Linked DNA regions of Homo sapiens: regions 1, 3, 4, 5, 6 and 7 are each linked to region 2. Evidence: chromatin contacts called from ENCODE Hi-C or POLR2A ChIA-PET data. All regions are on one chromosome and are shown on one strand. The core of a region is the stretch at or near the end of the contact, and the rest is flanking DNA. Distances in the headings are between cores, read along the strand shown.

Evidence for each region. A loop is a pair of places that touch in the nucleus more often than their neighbours do. ChIA-PET counts read pairs that join two places held with the same protein, here RNA polymerase II (POLR2A). Pooled maps may share reads with other maps.
Region 1: a loop to region 2 is called in a pooled map, with 4 times the contacts of the local background. The contact joins the promoter of MAP4K5 here to the promoter of GNG2 in region 2. A Hi-C loop is called at or near these places in 1 of 37 single-sample maps with no recorded cell type and 6 of 50 pooled maps. POLR2A ChIA-PET finds 5 or more read pairs at or near these places in 1 of 52 experiments (naive thymus-derived CD8-positive, alpha-beta T cell).
Region 3: a map with no recorded cell type shows a loop between it and region 2 (3-fold over the local background). The contact joins the enhancer-like site here to the promoter of GNG2 in region 2. A Hi-C loop is called at or near these places in 3 of 37 single-sample maps with no recorded cell type and 1 of 50 pooled maps.
Region 4: a map of CD4-positive, alpha-beta memory T cell shows a loop between it and region 2 (9-fold over the local background). The contact joins the promoter of DMAC2L here to the promoter of GNG2 in region 2. A Hi-C loop is called at or near these places in 1 of 168 maps with a recorded cell type or tissue (CD4-positive, alpha-beta memory T cell), 2 of 37 single-sample maps with no recorded cell type and 6 of 50 pooled maps.
Region 5: a loop to region 2 is called in a pooled map, with 3 times the contacts of the local background. The contact joins the enhancer-like site here to the promoter of GNG2 in region 2. A Hi-C loop is called at or near these places in 3 of 37 single-sample maps with no recorded cell type and 5 of 50 pooled maps. POLR2A ChIA-PET finds 5 or more read pairs at or near these places in 1 of 52 experiments (CD4-positive, alpha-beta T cell).
Region 6: a pooled map shows a loop between it and region 2 (6-fold over the local background). The contact joins the promoter of DDHD1-DT here to the promoter of GNG2 in region 2. A Hi-C loop is called at or near these places in 8 of 37 single-sample maps with no recorded cell type and 8 of 50 pooled maps. POLR2A ChIA-PET finds 5 or more read pairs at or near these places in 1 of 52 experiments (CD4-positive, alpha-beta T cell).
Region 7: a loop to region 2 is called in a map with no recorded cell type, with 4 times the contacts of the local background. The contact joins the enhancer-like site here to the promoter of GNG2 in region 2. A Hi-C loop is called at or near these places in 9 of 37 single-sample maps with no recorded cell type and 7 of 50 pooled maps. POLR2A ChIA-PET finds 5 or more read pairs at or near these places in 1 of 52 experiments (BJ).

What each region holds. Positions count from the first base shown.
Region 1 is chr14:50,531,319-50,534,018 of GRCh38, reverse strand. It overlaps MAP4K5 (mitogen-activated protein kinase kinase kinase kinase 5), which reads left to right and starts at 1,450. Exons shown (of 33, transcript NM_006575.6): 1 at 1,450-1,571; 2 at 1,861-2,077. The coding sequence starts at 1,970. It also overlaps a transcript of ATL1 not described here. RefSeq lists a silencer at 1,127-1,756.
Region 2 is chr14:51,859,279-51,861,978 of GRCh38, reverse strand. GNG2 (G protein subunit gamma 2) reads right to left here and starts at 1,367. Exons shown (of 4, transcript NM_053064.5): 1 at 1,189-1,367. RefSeq lists enhancers at 1,251-1,460, 1,247-1,748 and a silencer at 1,801-1,880.
Region 3 is chr14:50,790,894-50,793,593 of GRCh38, reverse strand. NIN (ninein) reads left to right here. Exons shown (of 31, transcript NM_020921.4): 5 at 713-882. Among named protein-coding and RNA genes, the nearest start is that of NIN, 39 kb to the left of the region's middle. RefSeq lists an enhancer at 1,469-1,518 and a silencer at 2,261-2,320. Within about 2 kb of position 1,318, at least 11 of the 41 ENCODE cell types and tissues checked have a DNase peak (open chromatin) inside an H3K27ac peak, as active enhancers do.
Region 4 is chr14:50,310,905-50,313,604 of GRCh38, reverse strand. It overlaps DMAC2L (distal membrane arm assembly component 2 like), which reads right to left and starts at 1,281. Exons shown (of 6, transcript NM_001382507.1): 1 at 1,216-1,281. It overlaps L2HGDH (L-2-hydroxyglutarate dehydrogenase), which reads left to right and starts at 1,376. Exons shown (of 10, transcript NM_024884.3): 1 at 1,376-1,594. The coding sequence starts at 1,455. RefSeq lists silencers at 897-1,126, 1,187-1,316.
Region 5 is chr14:53,107,692-53,110,391 of GRCh38, reverse strand. The region is part of intron 1 of DDHD1 (DDHD domain containing 1); the gene reads left to right. Among named protein-coding and RNA genes, the nearest start is that of DDHD1, 44 kb to the left of the region's middle. RefSeq lists an enhancer at 1,077-1,376. Within about 2 kb of position 1,276, at least 8 of the 41 ENCODE cell types and tissues checked have a DNase peak (open chromatin) inside an H3K27ac peak, as active enhancers do; they include CD4-positive, alpha-beta T cell, where a contact is called at or near this core.
Region 6 is chr14:53,152,028-53,154,727 of GRCh38, reverse strand. DDHD1-DT (DDHD1 divergent transcript) reads right to left here and starts at 1,374. Exons shown (of 3, transcript NR_110062.1): 1 at 997-1,374. It overlaps DDHD1 (DDHD domain containing 1), which reads left to right and starts at 1,405. Exons shown (of 13, transcript NM_001160148.2): 1 at 1,405-2,467. The coding sequence starts at 1,630. RefSeq lists a silencer at 1,230-1,559 and enhancers at 2,380-2,579, 2,600-2,649.
Region 7 is chr14:50,812,372-50,815,071 of GRCh38, reverse strand. All of the region lies in intron 3 of NIN (ninein), which reads left to right. Among named protein-coding and RNA genes, the nearest start is that of NIN, 17 kb to the left of the region's middle. Within about 2 kb of position 1,416, at least 6 of the 41 ENCODE cell types and tissues checked have a DNase peak (open chromatin) inside an H3K27ac peak, as active enhancers do.

The DNA of each region.
Region 1 (2,700 bases), core at 201-2,700, 1.3 Mb after region 2:
CAAGAATCTTTGAAAGAAGGAACTGTTCTTCAACAATTTTTTCAATGCAGCAAACACATAGGCTTTGTCCATGGAGCATGTAAGTCTGGGCTTACTTATGTTCCCCAAATAAGTGCCCTTTGTGTGTGGAGCACAAGAAAATACATATATGCCCTGTCCTGTTAAGGTGCGAATTTAATTTCTACATTATACAATTATCAACAATAAGGAGTATTGTCAATTACTCCTTATTATACATTATACAATTATCAACAATAAGGAGTATTTTAATTCTCAAGAGCAGAATTAAAAATTGGATGTTCAAAGCCACAAGCCAACATCTCCAACTTGCTCTTTTATGATGTTTCAGTCACTAAATGCAGTGGCTGAGTGTTATCTGGCTTTTCTGTTCAAATTCTCTATGAGGCTCTAGAAATAACTTAGCCAGTATAATGTAACACTGGCAACTTAATTTCTACCTTCAGAGCAAGACTGGAACTGAAACTGCAAAACAGCTTGTGAAATATCAGCCAAATTACTTCCCCGAACTCCTGTTCCATATATGCTGTGCATTGTTAAGTATTTTAAGACCTCTTATATTCGATAACCCCCCTTACTATCCTGTAAAACGCTTTATAAACACTTTCCTGGGTGTCAGATGCAAAATCTTACCCTCTTCAAGCTGCAGATAAGGACACCGAGATGTTGCCAAATATGCTGTTTTGTCCCAGAGCACATACTGAGGAAGTGGTAGAACCAGAACCAGTCTGTGACCCCTTTGTTTTACTTTTGCGGAACTCCTGGTCTCATTAAAGGTGCAATACCAGCGATGAGACACTGCGTGTGCCCAACAGGGACAAAGGTCATTGAGCAGTCCTAGGAATTCAGACTTTCAGAAATGTCTCAGAAGAACTAAGTAGAAGGCAGGTTGTGCAGGTGTGCAGTGCAGCCTCAAACTGGTACCACCGGGATCGGTTTGCAAAACAGGAAGGTGCAGTAGGGTGTGCCGGGACTTAGTTAACCTGGCACTCCCCCACCTCCTTCCCCGGCGCCCCGCTGCCAGGTTACTTCTGGCCCGGTGCCCTTAACGTACCTTTTCCGTGTTTAACTTGGAGGGCTACGTTCCCATCGCCCTTCTTCCTCTACCCGTCACCCTACAGGCCTACCTGACAAATGTGGGGACGGTTTAGCCAAGGCCCGTTGGCCCACGAATGCCCAGGCGTGTGCCTTATTTCTGAGAGTGGGAGGGAGACAGCCCAGGCCCTGCAAGGACGCGCCCGGCTAGGGGGGCGCGGTGGCGCGGTCGGGAGGGTGTTGTGTTCTCAGCAGGCCTCAGGGCGGCACTCTGGTTCTGCGGCCGGAGTGCTCGGGCGGGCCGCTGGGCGCCGACCCATGCTGGCTGGGAACGTGTCTCCCGGTGACGCAGCCCCGGGTGGGGAACGTGGTGCGGCGGCGGCGGCGGCGGCGACTGTACGCGCCTCCGCCGCCCCCGAGAGGACGCGCCGTGCAGCGGCTGAGTGGCGGCGGCGGCGACGGCAAACCCGGAGCTGCCGGCCGGCGCGCGGGAGGAGGACGCGGGTGCGGTCTAGGAAGTAGGTCCCGGGCTCCGCGCTCAACAAAGACGGGGCCGCCCCCATTAGGTACGGAGCCGGCCCTGGGCCCCGGCTGGCGGGGAGGCCTCGTCGGGCAGTTCGCGGGCGGCCGGGGAGGGGGAAGGGCCGCAGACCGAACGGGGATACGGGGCGCCGGGGGCCCTTCCAGGCCCCTTTCTCTTCCACGGCCCCTGGCGGGACGGAAGGGAAGGGGCCGGGCCGCGAGGGCGCGGGCCGCTGGGGGTCGTAGCCTGCGACGCCAACCAGCCTTTGCTCGTCCCTCGTGCAGACGGAGCTGCGGGCGGAGGCTCCATGTTGGGAAGCGGCGCCGTTCGTGCTTGTTAGCGGGAATCCGGGAGCCGCGGGGTGAGCTGGCGGGGGCCGGGCCCTAAGTGAAGATGGAGGCCCCGCTGCGGCCTGCCGCGGACATCCTGAGGCGGAACCCGCAGCAGGACTACGAACTCGTCCAGAGGGTCGGCAGCGGCACCTACGGGGACGTCTATAAGGTAAGTGAGGCTGGCCGTGCTTTTTTCCTGCGGTCGACTGGGTCCCGGGAATGGGGCCACTTTCCTGCGAAGTATTGGGGCGAGAGGAGGATGCTTTTATTGTTGCCTCTTGGGGAGAAAGCGGCCGGGGTCCCTTTTACTCGGTTCTGAGCACCCTCGACTCATGGCTTGTTCTAATCGCTACCAACAGGCAGAACTAACCACACAGTTGCAAACCGCTGTTGCACTTTTTTTGTGGTTTAAAGGCTTTTTAATAGGGCTTATTTATGGTATTGAAGGGAATTTGAATCTGCTTGTGGAATTACACCGAAGGATGCTCTAGTGTTAGCATGGAAAAATGCTTCATGGAAGATAGACAGGAAAGAATATTGACATTCAGACATTTGCATTTTTTTAAAAAAATTTGTTTCAATGGATGAGTTTGACTAAAAAAGCCATATGAAACCCTGTCTCTGAGCTTTAACTGTAAGCAAACTAATATTGGTGACATTTATGCAAGCATTATCCCATATAAAAAGATGCTTTTCCTGGTGGAAGTTTGATCGTTTGTTTTTGGTTGGCGATAAAAATGTGATATTAACTTGCTGGGTTTTGTTTTACTTTAGCGGTTCCTTTCAGGGATT
Region 2 (2,700 bases), core at 118-2,617:
ATTGACTTTTTTTAAATTTTTACTCCACTATAAGCAGTTTTTTCTCTTTCTTTTGAAAAATTATCTCCTTTCATTATAGAAACTCTAGAAGAAAAACCCTTTTATCAATGACTACTTACTGCTTAACTGTACTTTCTGTTGAAGATTAAAAAAGCTTAATTCTTTAAATCGTGCTGCATGAGGGTATTAAACTCCCTAATATATCCTGTCAGAGGAATCTCACAATCTCAGTTCTCATCTGCTAGACCTATTTAGTGTACTTTTACATATCATTCATAAATATGAACAAGTCATAGACCCAGGCTCTCATTAAGAACATCCTTTGCTCAAGAAAATCAAAGAATAAAAATCATGTTCTGGTTTTACTACTTCAGTCTATCTACCAGATATTCGCGTAAGGAAACAACCCAGCTGCACTTTTTTATTTTGTCCCTCACCGAGGCTAACATGCACCTTGACCTAGAGGTGAATAAAATGCATATAAACATAAAATCCATGCATATGCTAGTATCTGATTCTGGACAAGTTACTGGCCTTAAACCCGCCACGCTCCTTTGAACAAGGATGCAACTTTAGGATAAGACCTACTGGCAAATGATAGCTGTGTCTGAGGTTATCCTGAAAGCAGCTGCACAAGCTGAGGGAGGAAGACACTGTTTTTTAATGGTAAATACTGCCCCTCACATACGCAATTCAAGCCTTTGTTGGCAAAATCTAAGTACAAAAGAATTTAACTCCCCCAAAAGCCAAATCACAGCCATTATTTTTGCAAAACAGAAGATATCCCAGTGCAATGTGTAAGAAAGAGAATGCAATTAATATTTTACACCACTCACTCCCCTAAAACAAGGGGACTGCCGGGCTCCGATGACCAGACCACAGCTTCACAGCCCCAGATGGATTTCGACTCAGCCCTGGTTTTCCTCCGAGAGAACTATACAAACAGCTTCTTGTATTTAGCATGTTGGCCTGTTTAGTCATCAAATCTAAGCACTGATGATGAGGTTTTTTTAAATCAAATGTGTCATAAATGTGGTTATTCTCAAAGACCCTTCCAAAAGAATCTAATCATTTCCCCTAGTCCTGAAGCGATGTCTCTATCATCCCTTAGAAATCGGACCTTAAAACCACAAGCGACGGTCGTTTTTCTCAATTAAAAACGAGCAACATGGAAAACGTTTCATTTACCTTAGCTCCCGAGGCTTGGTCCGAGGAGCGTGGTTTTCCCCTCTCCGGAGCTGATCTGTGCAGGCGAGCTCCGGCGCAGCCCAGCCCAGCCCAGCCCAGCCCAGCAGTAGTAGGAGTTGCCCACGGAGCGCGGCGGCAGCGTTGTGAGTATGTGTAGCAGCGGCTGCAGCCCAGGGACTAGTCCCCACCCAGCTTTGTCTTCAATCAACGTTCTTTCTACAGGAAGCAGCGCATCTCCCACTTCCTCCTCTTCTTGGTAGCTGTTAGCGGCTTGCTTCTTTTCCCTCTCATTTCCATTTCAGGGCTTACTCTGGTGGTTTTGTCTGCTCCTGGGCTGCTGACAGTGATTTGACTTTAATCCCCCTTCTCCCTTTGTTCAAGTCCCTCTGGTGCTGTCTGTTCCTTCCTTCCCCTTTTCTCATCCCCCCACGGTCACCTCCACGACAGCTTCCACACACTGCTCAGTCGGCCCCCTTCCTGGCACACTGCCTGCTTTTTTAGCCTGAACCTGGCTTGTTGCTATTGTTGTTCTTGCTGTTGTTGTTTCTACTGCTGCTGCTGTTTTTTTTTGGGTCAACATCCCCTGGCCAGGTTCTGGCCCCCGAGATCCCACACCAGCCTCCACTGTTCCTCCTGATTTACTGTGGTCCCCATCAAGCCAGCTAGCTGGGAGCTTGCAGCTTGCAGCTTGCAGCTTCTCACTGCAGCATTTTTCTCTGTGGCCAACATTTCAGAGGCTTCATTTCTCCAAGGTCCCACTACCACTGAGATCTTACTTAACCCACATGCTCAGAAAAGAATGGCCCTGATAAGTATTCTTATGGGGCACGGGAACTAAACCAAGTTGGCAATGCTACCTATAGGCCTAATAGTGAGGACTATTCCCAAAAGATTCTCATAGATGGGAAGGAATGAGGTGGTGCTGAATGCTGCACATTCCCAACAGAGAAACTGAATACTCCTCTCCCCATTCCACACACACTAGTAGGGCTGAAGGACCCTCATGATCCTCCAGTCCCTTCCCTTCATCTTAGGAGGTAATATCGTAGAACCCACCAGGGTAGAGCCTGCAAGCTGTCTCTGTCTGCCAGAATTTCAATCCAAATTGCCATTAATGACTGTATGAACTTGGGCAAATTATTTAACATCTATGTGCCTCAGTTTCCTCATCTGCAAAACATAGTTGATGATAGTCATGCTCTACATTGGAAATATGAGGATTAAATGAGATGGTATACAAGGTGCTAATAATAGTTCTGGGGATATAGGACGTATTCGGCACATATTAACTCTTATTATTTTTAGAGGATGTTGGGCCTCACATTCAGCAAGTGATTTCGCCAGTCAGCAGCCGAACCCTCACCAGTACTTGGTTTTCCAATTCCTCACTATTAGTATGTTCACAATTGAGCCCAGATGCTTTAATAACAATTTATTCAACGTGTGAGTCATTCTCCCCCTAGTACTAACACAAGGTACTTTGGGGAAGCTACAGATTAAACATGAGATGGG
Region 3 (2,700 bases), core at 69-2,568, 1.1 Mb after region 2:
TCCTTTTTATTTTGTACAACACCGATGCTTACAAAGAGATAAAATAATACAATTTTTTTTACTGTGGTTTCACATTTGCTATTTTATTTTACTGTTTTTAATTTTACAATGAGATCTTGATGCCGGGTTTCATATACGTAACTAGCTGTCATTAATTGCTTAGAATGTGTTGTGTCCGTTTCTTTGTTTTGTCATCTGCTTGTCTGATAGATCAGAGAGTGGAATGGTTAACAGAGGAATCACTGAGGTAGGGGAGGGTGTTTCAGACTAATTGATGTGGATACTGAGTATACAGTGCTGATTTGGTGTCTGTTGTATTACCATTTTCTAAGACTTCCTCCAAGGTGTCTCTTTGTTAATATGATGTCTCCCCATCCTGCTGGAAAACCCAGCTTAATAAACAGAACAAATGTGACCCCTCACCTTTTCCTGACCTTAATCCTCTGCAATTAAGTCAGATCCCTTGCTGCCATTGTTGGATTGCTCCCGTCATGTGCAGATATATACTCACGGTCCCATAAATCGTTCAGAATTAGAAGGCGTGCTCTGCATCTGACCTGATGGCTCATATACACCCACAGCCACCACAATTGGCAAACAGTGGTGGTTTATTTTGAGGTTGGTATAAGAGGCTGTGTCCGATGGCTGTGAGTGGCAGCTAAGAACTGAGATTCTCATGTCATGTGGCCTCAACTCTTGTCTCCTCTCTCAGACTGCTCACTAGAAGCTCAGCCCAAATATGTTAGAGGTGGGAAGCGTTACGGACGAAGGTCCTTGCCCGAGTTCCAAGAGTCCGTGGAGGAGTTTCCTGAAGTGACGGTGATTGAGCCACTGGATGAAGAAGCGCGGCCTTCACACATCCCAGCCGGTGACTGCAGTGAGGTAAGGAATCGGGCATGCACGTTCATCTGGATCATGAGTGTGGAGCCCCACGTCAGTGCAGCACAGAGACAGGGGAGCTGAGGGGGTTGATGGCACGATGTGGGCTTTTCTCAGTTACCAACTCCTTGCTAATCTTATTACTTGCCTTTTGGACATATATAATGTTTCTATCTTTTGAATGTTTTTACCTCGTTTCAGCTTTTGGAGAGCTGACATTTCTGTGCATGCGTCATGTACACATTTAGAGTTCAGGTATTTCCACATCATCTGAGGTCTCCCACTTCTAGTTCTTGAATATCTCTCTCCTCTATAGCATGATCATTTTTAGTTATTTAAAAGGCGAACCAGCTCCTCCCCCTCCCTTGCCCCAAACTATAAAACAGCATCTGTAGCAGGAAATGAAAGCAACGCGTTCAGGCATTTTGAAAGCCTGCATCTTATCTTTTGTAGTGTGATAAAGCAGCTCGAACACTTGGTTTTTGCCTCAAGATACTGAGCCTGGGGTGCTTTCCAGTGCCCAGCAGTTGCCATGGTTCTTTCTGCTGGATTCCTTGCACCCAGGCCTGTCTCGTTCTCCAGCATGTGGAGAGTCGCCAGCCTCCCTCATCCCCCATCTTTTCATTTTGCATATTGCCATAATCTACCAATAAAGGAGGTTCAGTAACATTTTCTTTATTCTTTCTTTATGGCTCATTTACCAGCATCCCATTTATAGAACATGATTGAAAATGCCATGCTGAGCAAGCTGTAAATATTTCTTGCAAATCCCAGCTCAGACTGGGGCTACAGATATTTCAGATACTAATATAAATTGGAAAAGAAACAAAGCGCCTCAACTTTCTGAAAGTGGTCTGTAGATTGCCAGTGGACTCTGTGTGTGTGTGTGTGTGTGTGTGTGTGTGTGCGCGTGCACCTGTGTGTTCATTGTGGTCTAACATCCATGTTCAGCTTACTGAAATCTACAGGAAGCTTGCTCCCAATAATGGCCCCAGCAATCAGACATCCAGTGTCCTCCTCAACTTTCCAGAATACCCCAAAATCCAAAAATAACAAAAAAGAGCCCAAGTGTTGAGCCCAAGTGTTGGCAATAAATACGGAAATTTATAAGGACACATGACCAGTCTGCTGATCGGGGTCTGCATCATTTTTTTTTAAAAAAACAAATGACACTTGTCCTTCACCACAAGTGAAGCAGCAGTGGCAGAAATGTTATTGAGAAGAGAGGGAGAAAAGCAACTAAAAGAGAGAAGAGAGAAAAAAAAAACCCACAAAAGTGGTATAAGAGTAGTGTGGATGAGAAGTGACAGCTGAAAATAGAAAAAGCCAAAAGCAGAAAAAGCTGAGAACAGTTTCAGGAGTCCTTCTCCTTTCTTGGGTCTCTTTGCGAATTGAGATAGGGGTCTTTCCCCAGTAAAACACATATACTCATATGCACAAAAATTTTACATATACAATCTCAGGGATGCAAGTAATTTACATACTTCAGTTAGTACAGTGTTCGTAATAGTTTTCTTATTGTCAGGAAGGGTATCATAAAGTCTGTTCTATAACCCTGAGTGGTGTGGAATGTACTTCTTTATGAAAAAAATGGTTAAATGTCTCAGTACTTGAGCAGGTAAGTTTTTGTTATTTGGAAAACACTTTTAAGTTTAATAACTCATTTCCCCAACTATTTCAGTCCCCAGGGTATTATTTGGTACTAAGAAAGTAAATGCTTACTTTTTTTTTGACATGAGTTTCTAGTCCTCATCTAGGAATACGCAGAAAGCTGTTGGGCAGAGCTGACTTTGTTGCTGGCAACATGTTTCTTATATCCTT
Region 4 (2,700 bases), core at 32-2,531, 1.5 Mb after region 2:
AATCCACAATTACCTCACAAAGTTGAATAACCATCTCTTTTTTTCATCTGTGATGGAACAAGCAGGCAATATTCTACATTGTTTTAACAAATAAAGCAAACTATGTACCACTGTTCTGGTGGTAAAACCCTTTAACCATAATAAATGTCATCACGTAGCAAATGCTTCACTGTGCTAAACACCTGCTGACCTTATCTCGTGTAATCCGCTCAACGGCCCTAAGACTAGGGAGACACTGCTATCATTCCTAGTTCACTGAGGAGGGTCTGAGGCAAAGAGGTGAAGTGATTTCCTGGAGCTACCTGACCAAAGACTGGAACCAAGATTCTTAGAGGCACACGAAGTCCTTCTGGTAATAAATCTGTATAATTCTATTTGTTATGTTCAGCTGTCCTAACCCTAAAAATTAAAAACTGCCATCAAGCATACAGAATGAGTGTTAGCAACACCGGCACAGTGACAATTTTAAAGAGTTAGAAGGTCCTTTAGAGATTACACAGCCCATCGCCCTCATTTTTACATAAAGGGAATCAGGTGAAGTGACCTGCACAGGTGAGTCGCTGCTCAGAGACCGCACAGCACATTTAAAACTGTATCTCGGTTCAGTACTCAAGAAAAGGACACAGACTTATAAATGGTGGCAAAAACCGAGCTGTCTGGTTCTTCCGGTACCCAGTGCCGGGTCGAGTACAGAGCAGGCGCTCCATATTTACAAGACGAATCAATGACTGAATGAATAGCACCGCCAGGAGCCCCATAAAAGAAGTCCAGAAGACTGCGGGCTGTCAGTCTTCGCTGTGACAAAGAGCCTCCGTGAGGAGCGAGGATTAGGGCCGGACAGGGAGCGCCCTTCTAGTGGACGCTCGACTGGGCTGGGGCCGGGATGGAGACGGTGGGTGCCCAGGCCCTCCGTCTACCGCGGGCCGCGTGCGGGGCCGAGCGAGGACCCGGCTGGAGCTGGAGCGGGGGCGGGGCGGGGGCGGGGCCGAGGGCGAGCCGGAAGAAAGAAGCCGCAGGGCCCGCCCAAACAAGAATTTTCACCGTAATCCCGCCCAGAGTTTCTCCCACGGCCCCATGTCCGCATGGCGGTGAAGGTCGAAGACGCGCGACCCAAAGGGCCAGGTTTTCAGTCAGCCCAGCGTTGGCGACGGGCGAGGGCAGAACACAACCACCACCCTAGTCCCGCCCGGCTCGGGGCCTAGCTTCTCTACTCACAGCGTCGGAGGGAGGGAGGGAGGGAGCGAGCCAGCGTCCCCGCGTCTGCGGCACCCTGGCCGGCCCTTCGCCCTCCGACGCGCGCGCCTATTGGCCACCGCAGCCTCTCCCACATGGGGCGAAGGCGCGCCACTTCATTGGCCCCCGCGTGAGGGGCGGGGCTAAAGAGCGCGGGTCCTCGGCCGTGGAGGGTCAAGTGGCTTCTTCTGAGCGCTGAGGGAGGGGAGCGTGCGTAGGGGATGGTGCCAGCGCTGCGTTATTTGGTTGGTGCCTGCGGACGGGCCCGCGGGCTTTTCGCCGGTGGCTCCCCTGGGGCGTGCGGGTTCGCGTCTGGGAGGCCAAGACCGCTGTGTGGAGGTAGCCGCAGCGCCAGCACCAGGTGAGTGGCCGCTGGTCCTCCCCGCCGCCTGCGCTGCTGCCCCTCGCGGAGGCACCTGGTGGTGGACCTGTGCCCCTGTTCGTATTTCCCTGTCCCGGGGTGAGAGCAGGTTGGGGTCCTGTGGCACTCCAACCTCGGATCCCAGGAGCTACCAACCTGCAGGTTCATTCGTTGTATTTACGGGCCGGAGGAAAGGCAGTGTATAGAGTAGAGGTCGGGAGTAGCTCTGGCTTTGAACAACCCGTCCACTTTCTGTTGAACTCTGGGCTAGTTACTTAACCTCCTTAAAGGCTCAGTTGTGAATTGGACCTTAGTCTCTCCTGTAGGTGGTCATTTGAAGGATAAAAGGACCTAGCACACAGTATAAGCAATCAAATATGCTCTTTATAAGCTGGAGTCTTTGGCGTTGCTTGGAAGATCTGAATACAGTCTTAAATCAGTTCCTGGCACACCCCGCATAGTGTTGCCCCCGTCGGAGGCAGCTCTTATGCTAATGAAAGCCCGCAGAATTCAGTGTCCTGTGATTTATAGTTTGGACGTCACATTCGAAACCATTGTCTTTCTCTGTCCTCTGTAGAAGAAACAGTTTGTGTGAAGGCTGTAAGGCTTGGAGAGGTTTTGGCTATTTTGACGACTAGAAGGTGGGCCATATGAGTGTGACTGAAGTTTAGTGGAAGACATATGGTGTGGAATGACCCAGAAGGACTACATCACAGCAAGGTTTTTAGTTTATTTTAACCACACGTTGACTTTTATTCTAAGAGCCACGGGAAGCTATTTAAAAGGGTTTTAAGAAGAGGCTACGCTTTAGGAGGCCGAGGCGGGCGGATCGCCTGAGGTCAGAAGTTGGAGACCAGCCTAACCAACATGGTGAAACCCCGTCTCTACTAAAAATACAAAAAAATTAGCCTGGCGTGGTGGTGGGCGCCTGTAATCCCAACTACTCCGGAGCCTTAGGAGAATCGCTTGAACCTGGGAGGCGGAGATTGCAGTAAGCTGAGATCGCACCATTGCACTCCAGCCTGGGCGACAGAGCAAGACTCTGTCTCGCAAAAAAAAAAAAAAAAAAAAAAAGAAAAGAAAAGAAAAAAAGAAGAGGCTAATAA
Region 5 (2,700 bases), core at 27-2,526, 1.2 Mb before region 2:
TAAATGAAGGGAATCTGAATGTATGTGCATGTACTTACATATACACTTGCTTGTGAGTAGGCATTGGGTAATGGTGGTGAGAGTGTTGTAGAGTTGAAACTAGGGATACTGAGTTTACGTAGGAGGCTTCTGAAATAAAACAAGAAATGATTAGTGTGAACTCAAATAATGACTGTAGGCCTGATAAACAAGGGATGAATTTGAGAGTGATTTAGGAGATGGAATAAACAGCATTTAGTGTCCAGTTGTAAGAAGTACTTGAGGAGGCAGCATCTTGGATGACTCCCAGGTTTCTGCCTTGGGTAGCCACCTAAATACTGTCAGCTTTCCATTCACTGTGATAGGGAATGCAGGTGGAAAAATGGGTGTGTGTTTTGTTTTGTTCAATTTTTTTCCAGGAAGCTAAGGGTTTCATGACTATTTGTGGTTGAACACCAGTAAAGAACCTCTACTGCTTGGGAGGTGAGAACTAAATGAGAGCTGAAAATGCATTTTGTATTTGAGAGTATAGGTTGTATTATGTAGTAGAAAGAGCTTGAATGAACTTTGAACTCAAACTTTGGTTGGAATCTTGGTTCTCACATTACTAGTAGCTATGTGCCTTTAAGCAAATTATTTAGTTTCACTAAGACTTAGCTTATTCATTTGTAAAGTTGGGAGAATGATAGCCTTTTAAGATTATTGTTAAATGAGATGAGCTTCTGGGTCTGGAAGATAATGGCAACTGTCCAAATCTAAATCTCTCCGCATGTCCTCCCCAAAAGCTGTAAGAACAAAAGGACTCCACACACACATGCACACACACATATATATACACAGAAACCATACATAACTGACACTTTCAGCACTACCGCAAGACAGATGATACCATGAATTTTTAATTACCTTTATACAAGGAAATAGCACATTACAATGGTTCCTGTTGCTGCTACAAACCTGTGAGTGGGAAGAGCTGGGTAAGGAAAGGCTTAAGAGACTGAGAAAATAGGAGAAGGGAACAGAGGTTAAAATAAACCACAGGCAACATCACCCTCAGAAAAAGTCCTCAGCGTTGCCAGGTACAAAGACAGGCCTAGGACTTGGTAATTTATAGAACTAGCTACAGGAAGCTGTATGAAAGTGAGAGGGGCCACAAGCAGCAGCTTCAGAGTAGCATTGCTCCTAGAAGAGACAGAGAAAAGAACGACACCTCTTGGAGGCATGGCAGCAAGAGGAAAGGAAGGAAGTGGGGATAAAATTGAGGCTTCTAGAGAAATGAAAGAGAAACAAGGCACGGCAACCCAACCCCCACCCAACAACTCCACCGTAACACCGTCCATTATAGGCGCTCCTCTTTACTAATCTGCAGAAGTGAATGCTCTTAAACTAAGAACCCAAGAACCCTATGCTCAAGAATAGAAATGAATCAAATGCTACACAAAGCTACTTTAAGAGGAATATAAAAATTTGAAAGAAAGTGTTTCAGTTGATAAAACTTCTCCCCAAAAAAGCAAATGCAAAGGGAAAGGGCATCTCAGTGCTCCAACCAAATAAAATATTCTCAAACAAATCTGTGAACATACTACAAAAACCACAAACTTAGAAGCAGAAATCTAAACTCTGACATGAAAAGAAGTGAAAAAGGAAGAAGTGCAACAAAATTTGATTGAACACAGGAAAGAAATTGAAGAGAAAGGCAAAGCCATCTCGGGAGACTACAGTAATCCAGCTTTATAGCTGTGGTTTCGCTTTCTGCAGTTTCAGTTAGCCACAGTCAACTAGAGTCCAAAAATATTAAATGGAAAATTCCAGAAATAAGCAATTTTAAATTGTTTTTGTTTTTTGGTTTTGGTTTTTTTGAGACAGAGTCTTGCTCTGTCACCCAGGCTGGAGTGCAATGGCACTGTTACCAGGGGTCCTTGCTCCCAGAGCTCCCAAGATGGCAGCGGGCTGCTTCCAAGCTTGTGGCAAGTCTCACGTTCTCTGACCTGGGGTTCTTGGCCTCACGGATTCCAAGGAGTGGAATCTTGGGCCATGCAGTGAGTGTTATAGCTGTATTAGAAGCCGTGGGTCACGGAAGAGAACCTTGGAACCCAGTGACTAGTGTTCAGCTCAATTAGGATGAACCCGGGCACTTAGCTGTGCAGGAACAATGGCAAGCCTTTAGCCCAGTCGGGAAGAGCAGTGGGCGCCTCGCTGGATCAGGAGCACAGCAGACACCCTGCCGGATCCGGAGGGATGGAAGTCAGCGGCAGGTCTGCGATGGTGGCAAACAGCAGTGGTGGATGGGGAATGAAAGCTCAGCTCGAGCCGTAACAAACACGGACCAGAAAAGAGTGCAGTTGCAAGATTTAATAGAGTGAAAACAGAGCTCCCATACAAAGGGAGGGGACCCAAAGAGGGTAGCTGTTGCTGGCTTGAATGCCTGAGTTTATATCCTGATCATTGTCCCTCCCGCTGTGCTCTCAGGCAATAGATGATTGGCTATTTCTTTACCTCCTGTTTTTGCCTAATTAGCTTTTTAGTGAGCTCTCTTTACTACCTGATTGGTCGGGTGTGAGCTAAGTTGCAAGCCCCGTGTTTAAAGGTGGATGCAGTCACCTTCCCAGCTAGGCTCAGGGATTCTTAGTCAGCCTAGAAAATCCAGCTAGTCCTGTCTCTCAGCACGATCTCAGCTCACTGCAACCTCCGCCTCCCGGGTTCAAGTGATTCTCCTGCCTC
Region 6 (2,700 bases), core at 125-2,624, 1.3 Mb before region 2:
GAAGCAGGCACTCAGAAATTTTTTTTGAGTGGTAAAGAGGGTCCTGATCTTAGATGCTTTCAGTCAGAGCTGCAGTATACAGTTGGATAGGTTGTTCACTGCACAAGGTTAACCAGCTAAGGGCACTAATTGGGGCAGAAAATCCAGCCTGTATTCTACTTGACAAGCCATCAACTCCAACACCGCTCTGTATCTGCCCACAGGAAGCAATGCCTTTTTTCAAATTCCTACAAAGGCCCTGTACAAACTTCAGATAGTCTTGATTTAAATAATGACAGAGTAATAATGTCTGACAGGTTACATCTCAGGAGCAAGAAAAATTGCCCTACCAATCTGATTCCACCAGAGAGTAAAAGAAATAGTGAAGACTGTCTATTCTTAAAATGAAAACACTGAGGTTGGAGATGGTTTTTCTCTGGATTCTCAACATAGGGTGATGTGCTTACAAAATAATTTTTTTTAAATAAAAAAGACCCACATAAGGGAGCCTCTGTATTCAACTTGATCCCAGAATATGAGTTACAGAATCAGAGATGCATAAAAATCTGGAAGAAACCTTAAAGTTCATAGAATTCCATTGCTAGAAGGAACTTTAGATATCATCTGGTCCAAGAATCTTAATTTTACAGATGAGGAAACCAAAAAGATCAGGAAGATTATGTGATTTGCCTGTGGATGGTTAGCAAAGCTAAATCTAGAACCTGGTTGTTTTCTACCTCTCAATCGAACACTCTTTACCACAGCTGGTTGGACTTGACATCATTATAATCAACTAAGACTGATTGCGCACCCACTGTGTGGGAGAGGCTGACATGGACTTGGTTTCCATCAAGGGCCTAGCAATGAGGTTGAGAAAACAGGAAATCCAAGCATCAAAAGATAAGTAATAATATGAGATGGCATATGAAGCAAGGTTTAGATTCCAGTTTCCCAGTGGGAGTGGTGACACCAAGGTGAGTGATGGGTGTGGGGTGGAGTGCCCTCGTATCCACCCACCTATGCGTCCTGGTTCTGTCTGGAGGCACCAGGGCCAGGTGACAAAACGTCCAGGCGAGGCCGCAGTAGGGCCTAAGGTCAAAAAGAGCAATGCTGAATCCTACATCCTGGGGCCCTCCTAACACGTAGCTTAAGGCTCTGGGCTCATGACCCACATTGTAAGGATGAGTGGGGTAAAGCCTATCCACATCTGGGCTGTGAATTCCAGAAGCGGGGGACCGAGGCAGCTGTGCATGAAGACCGCAAGGAAGGAGGAAGGGAGCCGAGGAGGCCCAAGAGCGGCGGGCGACCTGACACCACCCTGCCCTCCCAGCCAGAGGGGCAGGGGGGAACCCCGCGCGCGGCGCCGGTGCAGCCCGGGCTTCCGGGGCGGCGCACGCGGCCGGGGGGCGGGGCGGGGGCCGAAGCACCGCCTACGTCGGGCTGCGTGACAATGGGGCCGGCGGCAGAACGCAGCTGCGGCGGCTGCGGGTCTCGTGGGGGCGGAGCGGTCGCCGCTGCCGCCGCAGCTCGGGTCGGGATTTGAAAGATTAGAAACTTCGGGTGGAGAGGGCGGCGGCGTTGAATGTGTGGCGGAAGCGCTGGGGGTCACGGCTCCGCGCGCCGCCGGACAGCCGGCGGCGTCTCCACAGCATGAATTACCCGGGCCGCGGGTCCCCACGGAGCCCCGAGCATAACGGCCGAGGCGGCGGCGGCGGCGCCTGGGAGCTGGGCTCAGACGCGAGGCCAGCGTTCGGCGGCGGCGTCTGCTGCTTCGAGCACCTGCCCGGCGGGGACCCGGACGACGGCGACGTGCCCCTGGCCCTGCTGCGCGGGGAACCCGGGCTGCATTTGGCGCCGGGCACCGACGACCACAACCACCACCTCGCGCTGGACCCCTGCCTCAGTGACGAGAACTATGACTTCAGCTCCGCCGAGTCGGGCTCCTCGCTGCGCTACTACAGCGAGGGTGAGAGCGGCGGCGGCGGCAGCTCCTTGTCGCTGCACCCGCCGCAGCAGCCTCCGCTGGTCCCGACGAACTCGGGGGGCGGCGGCGCGACAGGAGGGTCCCCCGGGGAAAGGAAACGTACCCGGCTTGGCGGCCCGGCGGCCCGGCACCGCTATGAGGTAGTGACGGAGCTGGGCCCGGAGGAGGTACGCTGGTTCTACAAGGAGGACAAGAAGACCTGGAAGCCCTTCATCGGCTACGACTCGCTCCGCATCGAGCTCGCCTTCCGGACCCTGCTGCAGACCACGGGTGCCCGGCCCCAGGGCGGGGACCGGGACGGCGACCATGTGTGCTCCCCCACGGGCCCAGCCTCCAGTTCCGGAGAAGATGACGATGAGGACCGCGCCTGCGGCTTCTGCCAGAGTACGACGGGGCACGAGCCGGAGATGGTGGAGCTTGTGAACATCGAGCCTGTGTGCGTGCGGGGCGGCCTCTACGAGGTGGATGTGACCCAAGGAGAGTGCTACCCGGTGTACTGGAACCGTGAGTAGCGGGCCGGGGTTAGGGCAGGACGGGCTGCCCCTGCATGGGCCGATGCGCACCGGTGTGGGTTTGGGACTGGTCGCCGCGAAGAGGGAGGCGCGTGAGGCCTGGCGTTTGGCTGGGGCAGGATGGAGATTGAGCAGGGAGCGTCGGCAGCTGAAGGGTAAACGAGCAGATGGCAAAACCCAAGCTGCCTGGGGTCAGGAGGACTGGATACCTTCGGGGGTAGCGCC
Region 7 (2,700 bases), core at 167-2,666, 1.0 Mb after region 2:
ATGCAGAAGCTCTTTAGTTTAATTAGATCTCATTTGTCAATTTTTGCTTTAGTTGCAATTGCTTTTGGCATTTTTGTCATGAAATCTTTGCCCATGCCTATGTCCTGAATGGTATTGCCTAGATTTTCTTCTAGGGTTTTTATAGTTTTGGGTTTTACATTTAAATCTTTAATCTACCTTGAGTTAATTTTTGTATAATGTGTAAGGAAGGGGTCCAGTTCCAATTTTCTGCATATGGCTAGCCAGTTCTCCCAGCACCATTTGTTAAATAGGGAATCCTTTCCCCACTGCTTGTTTTTGTCAGGTTTGTCAAAGATCAGATGGTTGTAGGTATGCAGTCTTATTTCTGAGTTTTCTATTCTGTTCTGTTGGTCTATGTGTCTGTTTTTCTATCAGAACCATGCTGTTTTGGTTACTGTAACTTTGTAGTACAGTTTGAAGTGGGTAGCGTGATGCCTTCAGGTTTGTTCTTTTTGCTTAGGATTGTCTTGGCTATTCAGCTCTTGCCACTTTTTAACCATATGAACACGTTATCTTAAATACTCTGAGCCTCAGATTTTTCATCAGTGTAATGGGAAGACTATTTCCCTTACAAGACTGTGATGAAGGTGGACTAAGATTTGTGTGTATCAAAGGCTTATCATAGCACCAAGGACACCGTTAACTTGCTGTATTTGGCTGTATGCTCCTTTCCCCTACCCTCTACACACCCAGAATGGCTCTTTGATAAATAGTGACTTCCTAGTAATGATTTACCAAGAAACATGGTTAGAGTGAAGAGTAGATTTGCTAGAAGTTCTCTTGCGTGGTGGTGATTTGAATTCATTTCCATCTGTAAACAGGATTCCTTGGACCAGTCTTGGAGTACAGCTTCATATAGTTGCTTTAGGTTTTATAAACCTACCTTTTAAAATAGCCTTTGCCTCTCTCTACATTGTCTGCAGTAAATTAAGTTACAATATTATAATTTAATAAATGAATATTAAATATAATAATATGAAGTTAACAATTCAAGTTACAATGACCTGAATACTTTATTTAAAATAAAATATAAGTGTATCTTTCATTATGAAACTGCCTCTTTTTTAGTCTATGTCATTTCTCTTTGCATAATGCTGTAAGCATTTTCCTGTGCATTGACTTCTGATAAGTCCATATTTCTGTAGCTGTTTCAATTAACACAGTGTTTTGAATCTTCTTTCATTAATTTCTCTTTATATTAGTAAAGACAAATCTACTAAGTTTGTATTAGTTACATAGACCTTTGTCTTGTTTCATAAACTCACCTTGTTCAGTGCTAGTTTGAGTTCTCCCACCTTGGGTCTATTTCCAGTAGTGCCTGCACACATGTGGAAACTGCATTTGATCTCCATGATTGCACGAGATGAGTTTATGCAACATTAGTTTCCTTATTCCACTTCCTGTTACAGGGTTTTTTTGTGTGTGTGGTTTGAATTTGTTTCTTGTGTGGTGCTTAAGTTCTTTTTCAAAAAAAAGCAAATTGCGTTTCTAAAAAAGCATTCATATGAAATGTGAAGAGGAAAAGTAATGAGGTAAATTTCTCCTAAGAGGTGGTGACACATGACAAAAAATATCAGACTTGACTGGTCTTCCTCTTAATTTAGTTTAAATGTCATGTGTATTTTTCGTCAGTCGTGTAATTTTCCCATTGCTGCAAACTGCCCGTTGAGGCATACAAGGTATAGGAATGCTTGTAAAATGAATGGCAGCAATTATTATTCAAATGAAGAGGTACCAACCAGTGTATGCACAACTTGGAAACTTGTTACCTTGTGAGACTTAATTGTATTGTATATTTATGAAGATTTCTACTTTTTAACAAAATACAATAGTAAAGCTCCCTTGGAGGAGAAAAATGGTACTTAAAACATTGCAGTTGCTGAACATAGTTAGCCCACCGGTGGGGGTGTTCATCAACATTTCGGTTCTGGGTTGTGTCCTAAGGGGCTTTTCCACCACATCAGTATTCATGAGCATTGATGGAAAATAGCGGTCGCCTCCTCCACAAGAGAACTATCTCTTTGAAAGATGAGGCATTTACTGCTATTTAAATCCAAGGGCCCAGTGTCTACACTTGCAAGAAGGAAAATAAAGATCAATGCAAGACTTAAGCTGCTCTAATGGTTTGGGCCAGCTGCTATGTGGTGTGTGAATTTTCGGACTGTTTGTTGGAAAAAGAGGAATTCAACCAAGTAGACGTTATTGGGCTCTGAAGAGCCTCTGAGTTAATAATCCTGTTTAATCTTTTATAGAGCCCCTTTTCATCTAAAATGAGGCTGATTTACTACATCATAAATAAATTTCGGAGACCTTTAATCTCTGTCTGTGAAGATTTGAGAGAATTCAAGCGTTGCAAAACTGTCCCTCTTTTCCTCCCTATTGGCCAAGTAGGACATGCTTGTTTATCAGAGGCCCCTACCAGCTTTTGTCTCTCTCAGGCACATACCAGCTTCTATCTTGTAGTTACTAATAAACCTTCCTCTCTTTTTCCCCATTCCACCCTTCCACTTTCTGGAATCTATGGGGTAGCTGATAAACTCCTTGAGGGCAGAGGTTATGTGTCTTCTTGATCATGTATCTCCTGATCCTGCCTTATACTTGGTGTGTGCTTTACACCTGGTGGCTTCGTGTGAAAGTTGAGGATTTGACTTCCAGCAGCAAGGGATTTCCCTGAGGGGT